3 separate regions of the Homo sapiens genome follow, and all the other regions are linked to region 1. Evidence: read pairs that join two places in POLR2A ChIA-PET (ENCODE). Cell type or tissue: K562. All regions are shown on one strand. Region 1 overlaps RCC1 (regulator of chromosome condensation 1). Region 2 overlaps SESN2 (sestrin 2). Region 3 overlaps PHACTR4 (phosphatase and actin regulator 4).

Evidence for each region. ChIA-PET counts read pairs that join two places held together with the same protein. Peaks named below come from ENCODE experiments on the same cell type or tissue, not always from the same donor. Only the 100,000 strongest peaks of a DNase experiment are listed, where the experiment ranks them.
Region 2: POLR2A ChIA-PET joins it to region 1 with 10 read pairs; 20 of 35 experiments call an interaction of 5 or more read pairs at or near these places.
Region 3: POLR2A ChIA-PET joins it to region 1 with 14 read pairs; 16 of 35 experiments call an interaction of 5 or more read pairs at or near these places.

Annotation. Positions count from the first base shown.
Region 1 is chr1:28,509,130-28,513,129 of GRCh38, forward strand. All of the region lies in intron 3 of RCC1 (regulator of chromosome condensation 1), which reads left to right. SNHG3 (small nucleolar RNA host gene 3) reads left to right here. Exons shown (of 4, transcript NR_036473.1): 4 at 1-1,763. Among named protein-coding and RNA genes, the nearest start is that of SNORA73B, 2.6 kb to the left of the region's middle. RefSeq lists enhancers at 512-1,277, 1,051-1,270, 2,131-2,180, 2,662-3,230. In K562, no CTCF peak of the experiment used is centred here; no DNase peak of the experiment used is centred here; H3K4me3 peaks cover 3,271 bases.
Region 2 is chr1:28,265,028-28,269,027 of GRCh38, forward strand. All of the region lies in intron 1 of SESN2 (sestrin 2), which reads left to right. Among named protein-coding and RNA genes, the nearest start is that of SESN2, 7.5 kb to the left of the region's middle. In K562, no CTCF peak of the experiment used is centred here; a DNase peak (open chromatin) is centred at 2,124; H3K4me3 peaks cover 628 bases.
Region 3 is chr1:28,393,683-28,397,682 of GRCh38, forward strand. All of the region lies in intron 1 of PHACTR4 (phosphatase and actin regulator 4), which reads left to right. Among named protein-coding and RNA genes, the nearest start is that of PHACTR4, 26 kb to the left of the region's middle. In K562, no CTCF peak of the experiment used is centred here; a DNase peak (open chromatin) is centred at 1,789; H3K4me3 peaks cover 306 bases.

The sequences.
Region 1 (4,000 bases):
TTTTGCAGAAAGTCTGCTGTTTTTGTACTAAAGGCTTTGGAATTTGGCATTTAGCTAGGAATGCACATTCTTTCACCTCATTCATACTTTAAGAACCACAGAAGTGACTCTGCTTGGCCAGAAGGCACACTGTGTTGGTGGTTATATTAAAAGTCCTTGAGTATTTTGCTTTTCATGATCTTGCTCACTGCAACTTCCGCCTCCCAGGTTCAGGCGATTCTCCTGCCTCAGCCTCCCAAGTAGCTGCGACTACAGGCGTGTAGCACCACACCTGGCTAATTTTTGTATTTTTAGTAGAGATGAGGTTTCACCATATTGGCCAGGCTGTTCTCAACTCCTGACCTCGTGATCCGCCCACCTCAGCCTCCTAAAGTGCTGGGATTACAGCTGTGAGCCACCCTGCCCGGCCACTTTTGTATGATTTCTAATGTATTTGTAATTTACCTAACAAATTGCCTAATCTGCTATGTTAATGTATTTATGAATTAAAATAAATACGACTGCATGTTTGTGGTTCATTTTTGTGGAGGTGGCTGTGGTGACATCAGCCAAGAATCTGAATGGTACTGTTGAAGGAAACTAGCATGATAGCTTCAGTTCTAAAGGCCCTGAAACCTAGTCTCAGGTGGGTCCCCCTTGGGTTCACTTTATATTGGCAGTTTATTGGGAAAATGGATATTAGGTCCTGACCAATAGGACCGTAAGTCTGGGTTGAGTGCAAGATGAGTTAGACCGATTCTTTAGCTTCCTGCAGTGTAGTGGAGGAAAAATCGATGGTAGCAACGGGAGGTTGTATCCCTAGCTGATGAGTTGTATGAGCCTCTACTACCTGGCGCACCTCCGCCTGAAGATTGCCAGAATTGCTTGCCTCATGACGTGAGTCACAATGGAAACTTTGTCAAGCCCCCTGCACTGGCTGCCAACATAAATGTTCAGTACCCTGAAGGATGGGACTGAAGGGGGATCATCTAGAAGGTAAAGTTACCTACTGGCATAGGGGAGGTGGGACAGCCGTTAAGCCATTTGGAACTTGATGGAGACAGGTTTGAGGGAGGTGGGTGAGATTGGAGTTTGGTGGACTGTAGAGCTTGCTTGCCAAGGTGTTGAGGTCAGGGTTGGTTTGAGAATGGAAGCTAGTTACTAGCTATGATTGTGGGGGAACACAGCTTGATTTTTCTTACAAGCTAAGAGGAGTGAGGCAGTGTTTAAGAGGGCATGTTAAATGCAGCCAGGCTTGGTGGCTCACACCCGTAATCCCAGCACTTAGGCTAAGGCAGGCGGATCACAACATCTAGAGATCCTGGCCAACGCGGTGAAACCCTGTCTGTACTAAAAATACAAAATAACTGGGCATGGTGGTGTGCACCTGTGGGAGGCTGAGGCAGAATTGCTGGAACCCGGGAGATGGAGGTTGTACTGAGCTGAGACCTTGCCACTGCGCTCCAGCCTGGTGACAGAGTTAAGTCTCAAAAAAAAGGCATCTTCCTAAAGCAATTGTATTTGTGCTTACCTGTGCCAGGCACTGTTCTAGGTAAGCACTAAGTGGGCTTTAATACAGCATATTCCAATGGGGAATCCCAGGAACCAAAAGACTAATTGTCCAAGTCCACAACTAGAAGTGGCACCTCTGCAGAAACAAGCATCAAATTCCCTGCTCAGGAAGAAGCCAGATGAGTCAGCCCCATTCGTCTGTATGCCCAGTCCCATCCGTGTCCTGCTGTAACTACATAGATCTCACCTGAGTAAAGTGATTTTTTTCTGAACCAGTGGTTTTAGTATGTTTTCAATCCATATACTCAGGTGGGTTTGGGTAACTGCAGTGCTGGGCAGGAAATGAATGAATTTCTATTGACTTGCAAGGTAGAGGTGAAGCAAAGCTGTCAGTAGGTGTTCAGGTCCCACTCTGCTAAACTTCAGCTTGCAATACCCCTTTTTTAGACTTTCCAAACAGGCACTTCTGGCCTTGTTCTTTGTGTAGGCAGACAGTATTGGTTGCCTATCTTAGGAGTACTAGACTGGGTTTGAATCCTGATCCCACCACTTGCTGTTCATGAGACTTTGGGTGAGTTACTCAGCCCCTCTGCCTCAATTTCATGTTCACAAAATAAGTGATAAACTACCTCATAGAGTTGTAATAAGGACAAAGGAGTTGGTATTTGTGAAAAGATTCTTAGGGTCTCTAGATGGAGTGCAGCAGCATGATCACTTATTAAATAACATTCTTTTGTGACTTCTCAGAAACCAAGGATACAGTATCCAATTTTTTGTTTTTTGTTTTTTTTTTTTTTTGAGAGGGAGTCTCGCTCTGTCGCCCAGGCTGGAGTGCAGTGGCACAATCTCAGCTCACTGCAAGCTCAGCCTCCCCAGCAGCTGGGACTACAGGTGCACGCCGCCACACCCGGCTAATTTTTTTGTATTTTTAGTAGAGAAGGGGTTTCACCATGTTAGCCAGGAAGGTCTCCATCTCCTGACCTCGTGATCCGCCCACCTCGGCCTCCCAAAGTGCTGGGTTTACAGGCGTCAGCCACCATGCCCAGCTTTTTTTTTTTTGAGATCTAATCTCACTCTGTCTCCAGGAGGGAGTGCAATGGAGCCATCTTGGCTTGCTGCAACCTCCACCTCCCGGGTTCCAGCAATTCTCCCACCTCAGCCTCCCAAGTAGCTGGGATTACAGGCGCACGCCACCATGCCCGGCTAATTTTTTTTGCATTTTTTAGTAGAGACGGGTTTCACCATGTTAGCCAGGCTGGTCTCGAACTCCTGACCTCAAGTGATCCACCTGCCTCAGCATCCCAAAGTGTTGGGATTACAGGCGTAAGCCACTGCGCCTAGCCTCAAGCCTGATCCTTTTTTTTTTTTTTTTTTTTGAGATGGAGTCTTTGCCTCCCAGGCTGGAGTGCAGTGGCGTGATCTCAGCTCACTGCTACCTCTGCTTCCTGGGTTCAAGCGATTCTCCTGCCTCAACCTCCCAAGTAGCTGGGATTACAAGCGCCTGCACCGCACCCGGCTAATTTTTGTGTTTTTTTTTTCAGTAGAGACAGGGTTTCGCCATGTTGGCCAGGCTGGTCTCAAAACTCCTGACCTCAGGTGATCCACCACGCCCGGCAGAGCCTTGATCTCTTAACCACTATCCTCACCTCCCCTTTCCCTAAGGATCCACAATGGCCTCACTGGCTCTTGAAGGCAGGCTGGCACCTTGATCATTCTTCCTGGTCATTAGTATTCTGATCTGGTTATTTTCCATTTTATGTCCATCTAACCTACTTGGAGGATCCTCAAGAGACTGCATATGTAAACTCAGTACTTATTCTTGTACTGTGCCTGCCATATAGCAAGCACTGGCTGATTTAATTTTTCTGTGTTCTTTTTTATTGATTTGTTTTTATCTTTATTATTTTCTTTGCTTATTTTGGGGTTAGTTTGCTCATCTATTCCTAGTTTCTTAAGCTAGTAGCTGAGCTCATTGATTGGAGACCTTTCTTTTTTTCTAATGTAGGCATTTAGTGCTATAAATTTCCTCCAGATACTGTTAACAACACACAAATTCTGGTATGTTTTGTTTTCATTTTAATTCATTTCAAAATATTTTTGAGTTCCTTTTCTATTCTTTGATCTATGGGCTACTTGAAAGTGTATTATTGTTGTTGTATTAGTGTTGTTCAAATCTATCCTTGCTAGTTTCTTTTTTTTTGGAGACTGCGTCTCCAAAGGCTGGAGTGCAGTGGCACAATCTTGGCTCACTGCAAGCTCCGCCTCCTGGGTTCACACCATTCTCCTGCCTCAGCGTCCCCAGCAGCTGGGACTACAGGTGCCTGCCACCATGCCCTGCTAATTTTTTGTAGAGATGGGGTTTCACCATGGTCTCAATCTCCTGACCTTGTGATCCACCCGCCTCGGCCTCCCAAAGTGCTGGGATTACAGGTGTGAGCCACCGCGCCCAGCCTCTTTTTTTTTTTTAGACAAGAGTCTCACTCTGTTGCCAAAGCCAGAGTGCAGTGGC
Region 2 (4,000 bases), 240 kb before region 1:
GAGTAGCCAGAAGTGAGTTGACCTCTCTGAGCCTTGTTCCTCATCTGTAAAATGGAAGCCCTAGTAGTAGCTTCTGCCCTAAAGTCCAGGTAGTGCATGTGAAATTAATGCTTAGCCAGTGGTAACCAGCCTTGTTATGCACCATTGTTATTACTGACTCCCCAGTCCAGGGAATTGGGCAGGGAGGGCTGACTTGGAGGGGTCATTTCTTGGCAGTGGTATGCTGCCCTGCCTGCTTCCTCTGTCAGGATCGGGGAAGCATTCAGGGTATTGGAGCCATGGATTCAAATCTACTTGGTTTTGCCTTCAGGGCTTTATACTCGCGTTCCCTCTGGCTGGAATGCTGGTCCCCCTAGTTTTTGGGGTGTGTGTTTGTTTGTTTTGAGACGGAGTTTCACTCTTGTTGCCCAGGCTGGAGTGCAATGGTGCGATCTCAGCTCACCACAACCTCCACCTCCTGGGTTCAAGCAATTCTCCTGCCTCAGCCCCCCGAGTAGCTGGGACTACAGGCATGCACCACCATGCCTGGCTAATTTTTTGTATTTTTAGTAGAGACGGGGTTTCTCCATGTTGGTCAGGCTGGTCTCGAACTCCCAACCTCTGGTGATCCGCCTGCCTCGGCCTCTCAAAGTGCTGGGATTTCAGGCGTGAGCCACTGCGCCCGGCCTGTTTGTTTTTTAAGAGAGGGTGTCCTGCTGTGTTGTCCAGACTGTTCTCAAATTCCTAGCCTCAGGTGATCCTCCACCACCAAGCCTTCCAAAGTACCGGGGTTACAGGTGTGAACCACCCCACTTAGGCCCCCTAGATCTTTACAGGCCTTGCTGTCTTCTCATCATTTAGATAACAGCTCAAAGACCACCTCCTCAATGGCTTCTCCTGTCTACTTACACTAAAATATTGCACACTCTCCCTCCCCATCATACAGTTACTGTTTATTTCACTCACTTTATAGAATCTGTGCTTTGAAATCCTGTTTATCAGATTCTGAATTATATGAAGGCCAAGGGCTTTGTCTTTTCACTGCTGTATTCTTGCTGCTTGCAATATAGCCATCAAAAATATTTGTTGAGTGAACAAATTAATTCTGTTTCCACCTAGAAAGCACTTAGCATAGTGCCTTATACTTGAGAAAGTGATCAATAAATGGTGTAAACAATGGTCCTCACCCTGGCTGTTATGCTGGGGCCCCACCCCAGATAACTAAATTAGAATTGCGGGAGGTGGGACCTTGGCATTGTTATTTTTGTAAAGCTTCTCAAAGGATTCTAATGTACCGCTTGGGTTGAGAAGCCCTTGTTTGATACAGCAAGGAGGTTAATGATACCTGACTTTTTATTAAGTGCTTATTGTTATGGAGGTATTGAGGTAAGCTACACAGTGTTATCTCATGAAATCCTCATCACTGGCCAGTGGAAGTAGTTACTGCTATCCCCATTATTTGGTAAAGAAACTGAGGCTCATAAAGCTAAGGGATAGCAGGTGGTGGAGCTGTCATTTGAGCTCATGCAATTTGTGTCAAGAGCCCCATCTTTTTTTTTTTTTTTTTTTTTGAGACAGGGTCTTGCCCTGTTGCTCAGGCTGGAATGCCGTGGTGCGATCATAGCTTGCTGTAACCTCAAACTCCTGGGCTCAGGCAGTCCTCCTGCCTCAGCCTCCTGAGTAGCTGGGACTACAGGTTGTGTGCTACCATGCCCAGCTAATTTACTGTTTGTGGAGACAGGGGTCTCACTGTGTTGCCCAGGCTGGTCTCGAATTCCTGGCCTCAAGCGATCCTCTTGCCTCAGTGTCCCAACGTGCTGGGATGAGCTGCTGCGCCAGCCAAGGGCCCCTATCTTTTAACTGCATTGTATATTGTTGTTGTTGTTGTTATTGCTGAAAGTGTTGATGGATCCAGACCGATGACTTAGAGCTCCTTCTTTTGACAATTCCTGGGTCAGATTTTGGAGTGAGTTGGGATTCCCAAGGCTATTCCTATCCTTCCCTAGCACCCCTGATGGGCCGTCTCTGCCTCCCCCAGTTTTGCTCCACCCTACCCTGCTGTGGCTTGCTATTCTGTCCTCAGGTCCCCTGAGGTGGAGGCCCAGTTTGTGGAGTCAGCAATCCTTATCTCCTATACAGAGCTGTTGGGCTTTTTCTTTGGTGAGGGGGAGGGAAGCTCCAAAGGGGAGTGCTCAGGGATTGTGTTGGTTACTACGCTGAACTTGGACCAGCCTGGCCCGGAAGTTCCCAGAAGTGTGGGCTGAAGGGGGCCTGCACGGTCAGCTCAACTCCCTTTTTGAAGGTAGCTGGGCTACTTTACCTACCAGTTTAGTAGGTAAAGAGAGTTTAGGCCTTTAACTTTCCCAGAGCCACATAGCAAGTTAGTTGCAGAATTGGTACCTATTCCAGAGACTTTGTAGTCTTCTGGAGTCCCAGAGCTCTGCCTCCTCAGTGGGCTTTTGGCCATCTGAGAAGGAAGGTTCAATTATAGTTTTTGGTTCCCGGATACCTGAGGGCTGGTACTAAGTCTGGATCTTAATGGGAAGGGGAGAACTGGGCGCCTCCTATCCCTGTCCAGTGAGAGCATGGCTCTGATTTGGGTAAACTGTAAACAAGACCAGTGCTGAGAGCCACCTCCACTCTCAGATTAACAAAATAAATTAATAAGTAGAGCATCCTTCCTGAACCCCATCTCTAGGACTAGGAGAAGCAGATGTAGTGAGTACCTGATATTAGTGGTTTCTAAAGAGGCTGCAGCATATAACAGGTCAAAACAGTTGCTCCCATCAGCCTTGTACACCCTGCTCAGATTCCCTCCGTGCCTTTCTGCTTTCTCTGTCTTCATTCACAGACTAGTATGAATGACCTGGCGCTGCTCTCCACTAAATGTGATCTGGTGTCAGGGAAACAAAACAGACAATTTGATGACAGTGTTTTTAGAAGCAAAAGCCCTGGGAATTTTGGGGTCATAGGTGAGGGCCAGAAAAAGGTTCCTAGACTATTGTGGTTTAGCTTTGCAAAAGGAGTGACCACTGGGACTGGGCCAGTTGTATCTGGAAGCCCATGGGAGGGGGAGGTAGGGTTTTAAGCCAGTTGATCGGATTTATATTCAGAAAGTTAATGTGGCTACTGGGTAGAGGATGGATAGGAGAGGCCAGGGCTAAGGAGGCCGGGGGACAACTGGCGAGGTTGTGAGTAGTGGTCCAGACAAGAGGGGGTGGTAGTTAATGAGGTGGTGGTGGTGGGAGGACAGATAAGCAGCCAGGCATGGTGACTCCCATCTGTAATCCCAGTGCTTTGGGAGGCCAAGGCAGGAGGATCCATTGAGCCCAGCAGTTTGAGGCTATAGTGAGCTATGACTGCACCACTAAAGAAGAGGCCAGGCGTGGTGGCTCATTCCAGTAATCCCAGCACTTTGGGAGGCTGAGGTGGGCGGATCACCTGAGGTTGGGGATTCGAGACCAGCCTGGCCAACATGGAGAAACCCAGTTTCTACTAAAAATATAAAATTAGGTGAGCGTGGTTGTGCATGCCTGTAATCCCAGCTACTCGGGAGGCTGAGGCAGGAGAATCGCTTGAACCCAGGAGGCAGAGGTTGCAATGAGCTGAGATCGCACCATTGCACTCCAGCCTGGGCAACAAGAGCGATACTCCGTCTCAAAAAAAAAAAGAAGCAAAAGAAGGAAGGAGAAGGAAGGAAGGAAGGAAGAAGGAGGAGGAGGAGGAAGAAAGGAAGGAAGGAAGGAACGAACGAACATGTGAGAGAAATTGAAGCTGCTTCTGAAGCATCTGGGGTACTTGGTTACCTGGCTTCAGGGTGCAAACTGTGGTGTGTTCTTGTATAAGTTCTCTGGGACCACTAAGAAGGTGGCCTCCTGGAGATGTGCAGCATGATGGCTATATAGTTCCTTTTCCAGGACCCTCCCATCCCGCAATGCTGGGATTCTTGGGTCCCAACCCAGTTCCTGAAGAACTCAGCCTGGAGTGAGCCCTCTTTCTTGATTACCCTTCCAAACATGTG
Region 3 (4,000 bases), 120 kb before region 1:
ACACACACACACACACATATTTTTATTTTATTTTTATTTTTGAGATGGGGTCTCACTTTGTTGCCCAGGCTGGAGTGCAATGGCACAATTAGGGCTCACTGCAGCCTTGACCTCTCAGGCTCAGGTGATCTTCCCACCTCAGCCTCCCAAGTAGCTGGGACTACAGGCACATGCCACCATACTGGCTAACTTTTTTTTTTTCTTCTTCCCTGTAGAGACAAGGTTTTGCCATGTTGCCCAGACTGGTCTTGAACTCCTGGGCTCAAGCAGTTTGCTCACCTTGGACTCCCAAAGTGCTGTGATTACAGGTGTGAGCCACCTCACCCAGCCTTATTTTTTAAAAAAGTTAACTGTAAAACAGCCTCTGGCAGGTCCTTCAGGAAGTATTCTAGAAGAAGGCACTGTTATCATAGGAGATGACAGCTCCATGCCTGTTAGTACCCCTGAAGACCTTTCAAGAAGTCAAGATGTAGAAGTGGAAGACAGTGATATTCTTGATCCTGTCCCTGTGGAGGCCTAGGCTAATGTGTTGTTAGTGTCTTAGTTTTTAACAAAAAGTTTTAGAAAGTAAAAAAAAAAAAAAAAGAAAGAGGGACGGAGGGAAGGAAAGGAGGGAGGGAGGAAGGAAGAGGGAGGAGAGAGACAGAGCAGAGAGAGAAAGGAAGGAAAGGAAAGGAAGAAAGAAAAAAAGAAAAAAAAGAAAAGAAATCCTCCTGACTTATCATCCTGAATAGCTGGGACAACAGATGTGTCCTACCACACCAAGCTAATTTTTAAAAAATTGTTTTTATGGAGATGGGATCTTGCTATGTTGCCTGGGCTGGTCTCAAGCTCCTGGCCTCAAGTGATCTTCTTGCTTTGACCTACAGAAGCACTAGGATTACAGGTGTGAGCCACCTCTCCTGGCCATCTTTTCTTTTTTTTTTTTTTGGAGATGGAGTTTTGCTCTTGTTGCCCAGGCTGGAGTGCAGTGGCACGATCTCGGCTCACCACAACCTCTGGCTCCCAGGTTCAAGTGATTCTCCTGGCTCAGCCTCCCGAGTAGCTGGGATTACAGGCATGTGCCACCACGCCTGGCTAATTTTGTATTTTTAGTGGAGATGGGGTTTCTCCATGTTGGTCAGGCTGGTCTCAAACTGCCGACCTCAGGTGTTCCACCTGCCTCAGCCTCCCAAATTGCTGGGATTACTGGGGTGAGCCACCATGCCTGGACCTGGCCATCCTTTTTTTCTTTTTTTTTTTTTTTCTGAGATGAAGTCTTGTTCTTGTTGACCAGGCTGGAGTACAGTGGCACGGTCTCAGCTCACTGCAATCTCTGCCTTCCGGGTTCAAGCGATTCTCCTGCCTCAGTCTCCTGAGTAGCTGGGATTACAGGCGCCCACCACCACCCTGGCTAATTTTTGTACTTTTAGTAGAGATGGGGTTTCGCCATGTTGGCCAGGCTGGTCTCAAACTCCAGACCTCAGGTGATCTGCCTGCCTTGGCCTCCTAAAGTGCTGGGATACAGCCATGAGCCACCAGGCCCGGCTGGCCATCTTTTAAAAGTATGTTTTGTCTTTGAGGTTTCCTCAAAATGTGATACATAACGATGCCAGAAATATATACGGCTTCATTTTTGTGGGTGTTGATTTTGTCATGATCAGTGATGATGATGAATTGCCCTTCCTGTGCTCTGTAAGCATGTTTTCTGAAATTAATGTCCTTTATAACTCACTAGTGTTATTTTCTGGGATAATTTGGATTAGCACGCAATGCTTTTGCTTATCAATAAGCCACACCTCTGTTTTAAAGAGCTGATTCATGCTTCTTAGTGGTAACAGAAGTACTATGTTTAACAAAGAGGAGGAGGTCAGTTTTTCTTCAAAGAAGAAAGTTTCATTTTTATGTCTTTACTCCTCAGTAATATGTTACATATTGAATATTTGTGCTTAAAAACAAACTTTTCTTAAGCATAACTTTTTTTTTTTTTTTTTTTGAGTCAGAGTCTCACTCTGTCGCCCAGGCTGGAGTGCAATGGCACCATCTTGGCTCACTGCAAGCTCCACCTTCCAGGTTCATGCTATTCTGCCTCAACCTCCCGAGTAGCTGGGACTACAGGCACCTGCCAGCTACTGTTACAATTACACGCCTGGCTAATTTTTTTTTTTTTTTTTTTTTTTTAGTAGAGACGGGGTTTCACCGTGTTAGCCAGGATGGTCTCGATCTCCTGACCTCGTGATCCGCCCGCCTCGTCGGCCTCCCAAAGTGCTGGGATTACAGGCGTGAGCCACCACGCCCGGCCAACTTTTTTTTTTTTGAACAGGCTTTTCCATTTGTAAAACTCAGTCCTTACTAAGAACATGATTGTAAGTCTCTATATAATGTTTCATTTTCTTTGTGATAGGCAAAAACAAATTAAGTTCTTTATTAACTGCTTTTATTTGTAGCTACTAAATTTCTCTGCTAAGTGTAACAAAAATAGTTTAGAAATAGCAAAGAAAGTTATTTTAGGGAAATGTAGAGGTTTTCTACACTTCCAGATTTCCAGGGAAAAGGGTAAATTGGTGACAGATAATAAAGATGCATGTAGCCAGGCACGGTGGCTCATGCCTGTAATCCGAGCACTTTGGGAGGTCGAGGCAGGCGGATCATTTGAGGTCAGGAGTTCAAGACCAGCCTGGCCAACATGGTGAAATCTCGTCTCTACAAAAATACAAAAATTAGCTGGGCGTGGTGGTATGCACCTTTAATCCCAGCTACTCGGGAGGCTGAGTCGGAAGAATCACTTGAACCTGGGAGGCGGAGGTTGCAGTGAGCTGAGATCGCACCATTGCACTCCAGCCTGAGTGACAAAGCGAAACTCTGTCTCAAAAAAAAAAGAAGATAATAAAGATGCGTGTAGATTACAGTATTTACTCCTTATATTAATGTAGTAGCATCTGAAGGTCACTCTAGAAGAATAGATACCTTATTACTTTCTTAATTTTCTCTAGTGATGTGCTTTTTTTTTTTTTGAGACGGTGTTTTGTTCTTGTCTCCCAGGCTGGAGTGCAATGGCGCAATCTCGGCTCACTGCAACCTCTGCCTCCTGGGTTCAAGCGATTCTCCTGCCTCAGCCTCCTGAGTAGCTGAGATTACAGGCTTACACCACCACGCCCGGCTAATTTCTTTCTTTCTTTCTTTCTTTTTTTTTTTTTTTTTTTGTATTTTTAGTAGAGACGGGGTTTCACCGTGTTGGCCAGGCTGGTCTCAAATTCCTGACATCGGGTGATCTACCCGCCTCGGCCTCCTAAAGTGCTGGGATTGCAGGTGTGAGCCACCGTGCCTGGCCGTGATATGCTTTTAAATCAAGTCCAAGAAAATGTGGAAATAACACTTTAGTTGTTCAGTCTGCCAATGTAAATTTAGGTTTCATTATCTTGATGGTGTTTTTAGACATTGTGTATTTTGATCAGGCTTTGAATCATGATAGAATTAAAAACTGCTTTTTTTGTTTTAGAACTGAAATGGAGGAGTGAGGTGAGCTTTAAGACTGCCAACTATATGCCAGGCACAGCCCATTTCTTCCTGTTTTATTTTATAATAAATGCTATTTCATGAGATTCTCATTAAAGATGAGTATTATTAATCCCACTTGAATCCCCAAAGACAAGAAGGTTAAATTATTCTGCAATATTATCTTTTGTAACCAAAATCATTAACCAGTTTGTATATGATTGATATTTGAAACTAACTTGTGCTAATTTGTCCAATGAAAGATAATGCAAGTTCTCTTAACCAGTAAACTTTTGTTCTTTTGATTTTTGCCTGGCTTGTTAAGCTTTCTCAGGAGGGAGAAGGTTATTTTGAATAACACGGGTCTAGCGTTACAGCAATTACCCAGAAAGGAATAGAAAAGGCAGAAAATAATTTCATTCTTGACGGTTTCCATCTGAGTAGATTAATTTATATTTGTATGTACAATCTGAGGCTATCTTGGACATTCAAAATGAAACAAGGAATGAAGCTATTATTAGGGTAA